2 separate regions of the Homo sapiens genome follow, and region 1 is linked to region 2. Evidence: chromatin contacts called from ENCODE Hi-C or POLR2A ChIA-PET data. All regions are on one chromosome and are shown on one strand. The core of a region is the stretch at or near the end of the contact, and the rest is flanking DNA. Distances in the headings are between cores, read along the strand shown. Region 1 has its middle 53 kb from the start of CD28. Region 2 overlaps CD28 (CD28 molecule).

Evidence for each region. A loop is a pair of places that touch in the nucleus more often than their neighbours do. ChIA-PET counts read pairs that join two places held with the same protein, here RNA polymerase II (POLR2A). Pooled maps may share reads with other maps.
Region 1: a map of CD4-positive, alpha-beta T cell shows a loop between it and region 2 (2.6-fold over the local background). The contact joins two enhancer-like sites. A Hi-C loop is called at or near these places in 3 of 168 maps with a recorded cell type or tissue (CD4-positive, alpha-beta T cell and CD8-positive, alpha-beta T cell) and 10 of 50 pooled maps. POLR2A ChIA-PET finds 5 or more read pairs at or near these places in 15 of 52 experiments (CD4-positive, alpha-beta T cell, CD4-positive, alpha-beta memory T cell, CD8-positive, alpha-beta T cell and 9 more).

What each region holds. Positions count from the first base shown.
Region 1 is chr2:203,757,422-203,762,153 of GRCh38, reverse strand. No RefSeq gene overlaps it. Among named protein-coding and RNA genes, the nearest start is that of CD28, 53 kb to the right of the region's middle. Within about 2 kb of position 2,718, at least 3 of the 41 ENCODE cell types and tissues checked have a DNase peak (open chromatin) inside an H3K27ac peak, as active enhancers do.
Region 2 is chr2:203,718,458-203,723,192 of GRCh38, reverse strand. All of the region lies in intron 1 of CD28 (CD28 molecule), which reads right to left. Among named protein-coding and RNA genes, the nearest start is that of CD28, 14 kb to the right of the region's middle. Within about 2 kb of position 2,997, at least 4 of the 41 ENCODE cell types and tissues checked have a DNase peak (open chromatin) inside an H3K27ac peak, as active enhancers do.

The DNA of each region.
Region 1 (4,732 bases), core at 1,469-3,968, 39 kb before region 2:
CACCTTCCACAAAGCCTCTCCTCCAACACTGGGGATTACAATTTGACATGAGATTTGGGCAGGGACACAGATCCAAACCGTATCACCACCTATTAATGCAACAATACTACATAACAAATAACCCCAAATTTTATAAGCTTACAAAACAAATGTCAATTTTTCACTCCTGGGTCTGTAGGTCAGCTGGCCATGCTCCATTCCAGTCTGTGAGTGGGTTGGGTTCAATTCTACTCCATATGTATCTTCTCTTTGGACCAGAAACTTCCTGGTCCATGCTTTCTCATGGTGAATGGCAGAAACATGAGACCAAGTCAAACAACACAGACATTTACAGCTTCTGCCTGCATCCCATGCACTCCATATTCCATTGGCCAAAGTCATATAGCCAAACCCAAAGTCAAGGAGGCAGAGATAAAATCTCCATCTCTTCCACTGGGAGGTACTAAAAATAAAAACACTTGACAATGAGTTTCAATGTATAATTCTATTACAGGGAGGGAATGAAGATTGAAAGTCATAATCTAATCTGCCAAGCATATGTGGGCACCAACTGTGTTTCTAAGGAATCTACACAAAGGTATCAGCTCAGAAGCTCCAGAGCAGGTGAGCAGCATTCAGAGGGCGTCTGAGATGAGGTACTGTCAGGTTGAAACTGCATGAAGCTGCTTGCCTCAATAGAAGGAGCAAAAAGAGACAGGCAAGGTTGAGATTTGCAGTGATACGTAAGAGATGTCCAAGGCATATAGTCAACTCTTCATCCTACTTCATCTTACTTCAATTACTTCATCCTACTATGTAAGAAGGAAGTGCCAGTTCTACTGCACTCTCCTGCCTTTCCTGTGTAGGTGGAAGGGAAATAGGCAGTATAAATTAAAGCAAGGAATCATCATTTCCCCACACTGCTCTCTTAGGAAGTTTGGAAGTGGAGTTAAGAAGTTGTTTCTGTCCCTTTTAGAAGAAATGTGTTGTTAACCAAGGCCCTGATGTTAGATAGGGGAATACCTTTGGGAACCATGTACCCATTAGTAGACCAGGCCTCTTTCCCTAACACTTTGACCTGGGGTAAGGAATTTGAGGACAATACGCACTATTGCCATATTTTAAACAGATGACGCCTCTTGAGCCCAACCAAAGCCCTTTATTCTTGCTTTCAACATACATCTCTTGCCATTTTGGAATGAAACAGAGAGGAGCTTCAACTGTTTTAATTTGGTTCTCCTGAGAAATCAAGTCATTGGTCTTTATTCTATACCTCTGGGCCTCATAAAATGAAACTCACTTATCTCTCTTCTACACAGAAGGCTTTCAAGACTGAAAACAAATTCACAAACATTATATCCAAGTGTCTCGTTGATGTTTGACATCACAGATGCACAACAACTAACTGAATTTTTTTGTTTGTTTGAACAGAAATGACGTTAGATTTGTGTATCTTTCTGTGGATTGATTCAACATGAGAATGGATTCAAAAATACACATTCCTTCACAGTGCATGGTTTTAACATCATATCAAGGAAAGGGACACTGAAGAAGGTAATAAAGACTGTCTTGAATCACTGACATCACCCCTCCCCCATAGCCTGGCAGCAGCAGAGAGAAAATGTGTGTGCTTGGAGGAGAAAGAGTGCAGTGATTGCAGGACTTTACGTTGGAACTCAGTACTGTCCTGCCACAGCAGAAAGCAACACAGGGCAGAATTCAGCCAGAACCCACAGAGGGAGCATCTAGACCAACCCTAGCCAGAGGAGAATTGCCCATCCCAGTGGTCAGAACCTGAGTTCCAGCAAGCCCCACCACTTCAGGCTAAAGTACTCTGGGGTCCTAAATAAACTTGAAAGGTAGTCTAGGCCACAAGGACTGTAATTCCTAAGCAACTACTGATGCCATGTGGCTTGAAACCAGTGGACTTGGGGGGCATGCGACATAGTGAGACACCAGCCAGAGCAGCCAAGAGAGTGTTTGCATCACCCCTCCCCAGCCCAAGGCAGCACAGCTCGCAGCTCCAGGAGAGGCTCCTTCCTTCTGTTTGAGGAGAGGAGTGGGGAGCGTGAAGAGGACCTTTTCTTGCAACTTGGATACCAACTCACCCACAGTAGGTTAGGGCACCAGGCAGAGTCCTGAGGCCCCCATTCCAGGCACTAGCTCCTGAAAAACATTTCTAGACACATTTAGGTCCAGAAGGGAACCTGCTGCCTTGAAGGAAAGGACCCAGTCCTGGCAGGATTAATCACCTGCTGACTAAAGAGCCCTTTGGCCTTGAATAAATATCAGTGGTAGCCAGGCAGTACTTGCCACAGGCCTTGGGTGAGACTCAGAGCCATGCTGGCTTCTGCTGTGACTCAGTGCATTCCAAGCTGTGGTGGCCTCAGGGAGAGACTCCTTCTGCTCGAGGAAAGGAGAGGGAAAATTAAAGGGGACTTTGTTTTGCAGCTTGGGGACCAGCTCAGCTACAGTAGGGTAGAGCACTGAGCAGGCTCTTGGGGTCCCAGATTCCAGGCCTTGGTTCCTGGAAGGCATTTCTAGACCTGCCCCAGGCTAGAGGGGAGCCCACTGCCCTGAAAGGAGAGACCCAAGCATGGCAGCACTCACCACAAGCTGACTGAAAAGCCCTTGGGCTTTGTGTGAACTTCAGCCATAGCCTGACAGTATTTGTCATGGGCCTAGGGCAGTGGTGGACAGGGAGAGAAACTCCTTCTGCATAAGGAAAGGAAAAGGAAGAGTGGGAAAGACTTTATCTTGTGGCTTGGGTGTCAGCTCAGCTGCAGGAGGATAGAGCACCAAGTACATTCCTCAGGTTCCTGACTCCAGGCCCTGGCTGCCCGATGGCATTTCTGGACCTGCCCTGGGCCAGGGGAAGCTCACCTCCCTGAAGAAAAAGACACAAGCCTGGATGGATTCACCACCTGCTGACTGAAGAGCCCTTGGCCTTGAGTGAACATTTGCAGTAGCCAGGCAGTAGTCACTGCAGGCCTTGCGTAAGACTCAGTGTGCTGTGCTACACTTTGAGTCTGACTCAGTGTAGCCCAGTGCTGATGGCCACAACGGTGCTTGTGCCACCCCTCCCCCAATTCCAGGAAGCTCAGCATGGACAATGGGACTTCATTTGTTTAGGGGAAAGTAAGGGAAGAGAACAAGAATCTCTGCCTGGTAATCTAGGGATTCTCCTGGATCTTATCTAAGGCCACCAAGATGGTACCTGTATGAATCTGCAAGAGTCACGGCATTACTGGGCTTATGGTGCCTGCTAATGCAGGTATGGTTATAGTGATCAAAGATTTAAATCACAACACTCAATTTTCTTTGAATACTTGGAAAGCCTTCCCAAAAAGGACAGGTACAAACAAGCCCAGACTGTGAAAACTACAATAAATACCGAACTCCTCAATGCCCAAACAATGATAAATTTCCACAAGCATCAAGACCATCCAAGAAAACATGACCACTCCAAATCAACTAAATCAGGCACCAGTGGACCAATCCCGGAGTGACAGAAATATGTGACCTTTCAGATAGATAATTCAAAATATGTGTTTTGGGGAAGCTCAGTGAAATTCATGAAAACATAAAGAAGGAATTCAAAATCCTATCAGATAAATTTAACAAGGAGATTGAAATAATTTTTAAAAATCCAGGCCAGGCGTGGTGGCTCACGCCTGTAATCCCAGCACTTTGGGAGGTCAAGGCGGGTGGATCACGAGGTCAGGAGATCGAGACCATCCTGGCTAACATGGTGAAACCCCGTCTCTACTAAAAAATACAAAAAAATTAGCTGGGCGTGGTGGCAGGCACATGTAATCCCAGCTACTGAGGAGGCTGAGACAGGAGAATGGCATGAACCCGGGAGGCGAAGCTTGCAGTGAGCCGAGATTGCGCCACTGCACTCCAGCCTGGGGCCACAGAGCAAGACTCCGTCTCAAAAAAAAAAAAAAATCCAGTAGAAATTCTGGAGCTGAAAAATACAGTTGACATATTAAGGAATGCATCAGTCTTTCAACAGCAGAATTGATCAAGCAGAAGAAAGAATTCATGAGCTTGAAGATAGGCTACTTGAAAATACACAGTGAGAGGAGAAAACAGAATGAAGCACACCTACAAGATCTAGAAAACAGCTTTGGAAGGGCAAATCTAAGAGTTATTGGCCTTAAAGAAGAGATAGAGATAGAGATTGGAGTAGAAAATTTATTCAAAGGGATAAAAAAAAAAGAGAACTTTCCAAACCTAGAGAAATATATCAATATTCAAGTACAAGAGGATTATAGAACACCAAGCAGATTTAACCCAAATGAGACTATTTCAAGACATTTAATAATCAAACTCCCAAAGGTCAAGGATAAAGAAAGTATCCCAAAAGCAGCAAGAAATAAATTGCATATAATGGAGCTTCAATATGTCTGGCAGCAGACTCTTCAGTGTAAAACATACAGGCCAGGATAGAGTGGCATGACATATTTAAAATGCTGAAAGAAAAAAACTTTTATCCTAGAATAGTATATCTGGTGGAAATATCCTTCAAACATGGTGGAGAAATAAAGACTTTTCCAGACAAACAAAAGCTGAGGGACTTCATCAACATCAGAACTGTCCTATAAGAAATGCTAAAGGGAGTTTTTAATCTGAAAGAAAAGAACATTAATGTGCAATAAAAAATCATCTGAAGGTACAAAACTCACTGGTAATAGTAAGTACACAGAATATTACAACATTGTGGCCATGCACGGTGGCTCATGCCTGT
Region 2 (4,735 bases), core at 1,748-4,247:
GATTGTCTTTCATATTATCTTAAAAGTTCCCCCACTTGATTCTAATATTCAATTGGGTTGAAAGCCACTATGGCCTAGTGGAATTCACCTGACAACATATTTAGAATCACCTGGAAAAATCTAAAAGCCTTTGGTTTTCCAAGGCCAATTAAATCAGAATCTCTAGGTATAGGACCCAGGCATCCATTCATATTTTTTAAGTTTCTCTAGTAATTCTAGATGGCAGTCAAATTTGAGAACCAGTGGCCTAACAGAGGAAAACTAACTTCTTATCCTCAAATCGGCCTCCACAGGTTTTTCCAACCTCATTTCCTCAAACCGAAGCCCTCCTAATTAGACCATTTAAGCCAACATCCCAAGAACAGACTGTGAGCATTCCTACCTCCATGCCTTGTCTACTAACTCCTTGGCACAGAGCACCACTCCCTTCTCAGGTCTCAAAATGATTACTATCTGTATCGCTCACTTGACATTTGAGTTCTACCTTTTAAACAACTCTTGTTTCACATGCTTCAATTTGCTTAGCTTTGGATTCATGTGCATTTCCCTTAGGCCCCTGGTTTCCAAGTCTCTTGACAGAAAGGACCACATGTTATGCTTCTTTACATAACACAGTATGACTAATAGACTCTCATAAAATAATTGTGGAGTGAAAGATGGTGATTCGGCTGTATTGTTGTTATCAGCAGCTAGGTTTGACTACCATCTCATTAAATCCTTTTTGGAAACCTGTGTCAACAACTTTAACTTCACCTATTATTTGTTCCACAAATATTTTGCAAAAGCACTGAAAAATAAACATGCAAAGAATCAAAAAGTTCGACCTGTCTTAATACAAACATCCAATTTGTTTTTTTGTTTTTGATTTATTTTGTTTGTTTCCTTTTTTTACTTAGAAGGAGTCATTAGGTCAGTTCTAATTGGAAGAGCAACCAACTCCAGCAAGCAATGCCTGCATCTCTCCTCCTTTTCAGAGAGTGAGTGCAGGTTAGGCATTTGTATTCTGCTTGCTCACCGCCCTGGGAATTGTGTTTCTATTGCTAATTATTTGGATTCTGTTTTAATGCACATTCAAATTCTTCCTGATCTGCCTTTGTGAGCTGATTTAAAGAAAAAGATGGGAATGAGAATAGGACTTCTTTGTGGAGACAAAAAAAGGGAGTGTGGGTGGGCTGGAGAGAAACCCCAGATGGCTCCCCAGTTTGACTCCCTCTCCCAGCACACACAGTGAGGTGGAGAGAGGGAAGGGAGAGAGAGGAAGGAAGAAAAGCTGTGGCATCTAGAGTCCAGTGGTTTGCTGAATATGTCCTGTCTAACTCAGGGTGTGACATGTTCCTAAGATGCACATGGGAGAGAAGAATTGATTTCCCAAAAATGAATGCCACTCAATTCCCGTCCTACGGCAGCTCATGATCTGATGGGGAAGAAAGATATAAATAGACCCTACTTTAAACATAGTGACACAGTGATCTGCACAAAACTTCCGGGGGCAACAGGGAAACCAGCTAAGGATCTCAGGAGATGACGGCTGACCTGAGTCCTGAAGGAGTATGCATACATGGATTTGACCAACTTTTACTAAGTAAAAGTTAGCCTGGCTAAGACGTGTCTTTGTGTTGGGGACTGGGGTGAGGTGGGAGAGTGTGTGTTTGGGCTGGGGTGAGTTAGGGGACTGTGGGGAGGATAAGACAAAGAGAGAAAAAGAGTAGTCTGGGCAAGGGAGATGAGGAGGGTAAGAGTGTGGCCGACTTGGGGAATTACAGCTACCTTCTTTTTGCTGGGCCATGAGTTACAAAAGACAAGATTGTCAGAGCAAGCATAGTTCACTCCATTAGAGAGCTTGGGCTCTCTTCTGAAGGTGATGAAGATCTACTGAAGGCTTTTATGCAGAAAAGTGCTAAGATTTTGCTGGAAAAGAGCTTGAAAACTATTTGTTTTCGATAAGGCCATTTGAGGAAAAGCCATCCAATTTATTGCTCATGTTTACTTTCCTCCCTCTTCTTTGTCAACATAGATCATTTTTAAATTAGCTGGCTCTCAAACACAGATACTGTGCTTGAAATCGTTTGCTTACTATGTGTTAACATGTAGCTAACAGCCTCCTAGTTTAGAGTTCAAGCTGAGTTCAAGGTTGGCTGATAAAATCTCGTTTCTCAATATTTATATCCTCATAGCATTTGGTCCCACCTTGGTTCATGTCAATAATTCAGAGAAGCCTAAATAGGAAACTATCTCACAGGACCTCAAAATCTCTATATGCTTTGCAAGACAGTAAATGAGAGAAATTTACTTTTGGTGCTAGAAAAAGATAACCAGTGACTCTAAGTGATACTGAATATGTGTGATCATTGTGACTTTGAGTAAACACAATAATTCTGATTTCTCTTATTTTCTTTTAAAATGGGGCATGTGTAAAAATGCACACCCCTTGCTCTATGAAGTAAAAACATGGAGAAATCAAAGTAGCTGATAATCAGAATATCAGATGACATTTGGCTTTGATATGTATTTTCGGTCTCTGAGTTTCTGAAAATCCACAGTACTTCAAATAATGTAAGGACATATTACAAATGTAAGGACATATCTAGACTCAGAAGAAACCCAAATATGTAGCTCCCTCGTCCTAACTTGTGTTTGATTTCTTTTTGCTTTCCAGTTCATGCTAGGAGTGGAAGGCATTCTTCTTAGGCTACTTGGGTATCAGGAGACCCAGCCCTTTCCCTGTGAATATTTGATTTTACTTCTTGTGAGTGTTCAGGTAAGGTCTACCTAGGTCAAACCTACTAGGTTAAAAGAAACATTGTCAACCCATCCATTTTCTTTGCTTACGTTATCAAAAGATTGGTCTGACTGACATTTCTCTAACTGAATTGACAAGTTGTTTTGAAGGTGAATTTAGTGCTTTGCTTTTCAAAGCCTTTCCTAGCAGCTAAACCAGCTAAAGGTGTGGAGACAGGAAGCACTAACCTCAAACCTCTTTCCCTCACAGCTCCTGCTTAACAACAGGCAACATGAAGAGTGAGATTGGAGGTGAGAAGGTACTTATCTGCTGCTTGTGAGCAAGGTACTGAGAGCTAAAAGATTTCCCACAGATAATCTGTGAATCTTGTGAAACAGCCGACTTCAGGAAAATTGAAAGTTGCTTGAACTTCCATGAGAATGGCAGTGGGTGGTGGGGAAGCTTGGTTACAAAAAAAAACAACTCTTGCCGTTTACACCTATTATAAACGGGTCAATTACCATATTTAGTAATGAGGTCAACCCTCTGCATAGGTGGGGTGGTAACCACCTCTAAGGTGTGGCTCCCAGCATCAAAGAACCCTGACCTTAAAAGGACCCTCCCACCAGCTCAGTTAATGCTTAGATTTCCAAAGAAAATGAAGCCCAAAATGCAATATGGGAAACACATTGGCTTAATTTAGTATCTATGGCTTACATTCACAGGGCTATAAAATGCTGTCTCTTATCTCATCTGAACTCTATATTCAACTGTGAAGTAAATAGGCAGGACAGTCATCTTTATGCCCATCTTACACATGGGGAAACTGAGGTCAAAGAGGTAGATGAGTTGTCCAAGGTTACAGGAAACATAAGTGATCCTTGAAATTTAAGCTCATAACTTATGACTTCTAATCTATTGTTCATTTCCTTCTGCCATGTTGCATCAAAATTTCAACACAATTGCAGTGATTGGTTCTAGATCCTCTCAAAGTTGGACTTGATAGGGAGGATGGTACCAGATGTCTGGAGTGAGGGTTAGGGAGGAGATTACCATTAAGTAGGGGAGTGAATGGAATGGGAAGAGGACCAGAACAAAATACATTTCATTTTCCCCACTATTTTATTAGAGTCTTATCCTGCAAAAAACCACACTCAACTGGAAGGGAACTTGGAGATGATCTATGCCAATTCCTTATTTTAAAGAAGAGGCTATTGGGGGGAAAAAAAGAGAAGAAGTAAATGACTTTTCAAACAAGGTCACACAAATAATGGAAGAGCTAAGATGTAATTTATTTATTTAGACATCTAGGAGTAATGTTTTAAATCATAAATGGACAGAAAAACAACTTTGTTCATTCAGCAAGACTGAATTTATTTCATGCTCATATCTAGAAAAAAATACATTTCCAAATTTTTTGCCTCTAATGCACATATACAAAACATTTTGCTTACAATTTTGAAGATTTCCTGAAGGTCATAGATGGATCCCAGATAAGGCTTACAGACAGTATGATCACATCAAATAATCTTATAAATTATTTCTGATGCACAAGTAATAATTATACCATTGAGATCTTCCATTCTAGCTTACCCAAGTATACAAAAGGGATTGAACATAGACATGAGTCAACACATGAAATCACATTTCAGTCTGAACTTCACTAGGAAAATCCTTAACTTCAGGGCTTTTGTGAATTACATTTGTTTGTCATAGTTTTTCCTTTTCTTTATCGTAGCACCATAGAGAAATAAAACGTACTGGGAAGCTAAAGAAGCAGTTAGAGAGCTGGAATACATGATTAATTAGCAAAATGTGATTTTCCTCCAGAATCTTTAAGAACTTTATCAGGTTCCATTTATGCACATCATAGTCTGACTTTCTTTTGCAGTTGAAAAATCAGGTTGTAAGATTCTAATTATCTTGTTTCCTTTTAAAAATTCGGACTGAACAGAATTTCACATGTTAGGTAGGAACCAAAAACAATGAAAGCTTCTACTTTCAGCCATTTTGCCC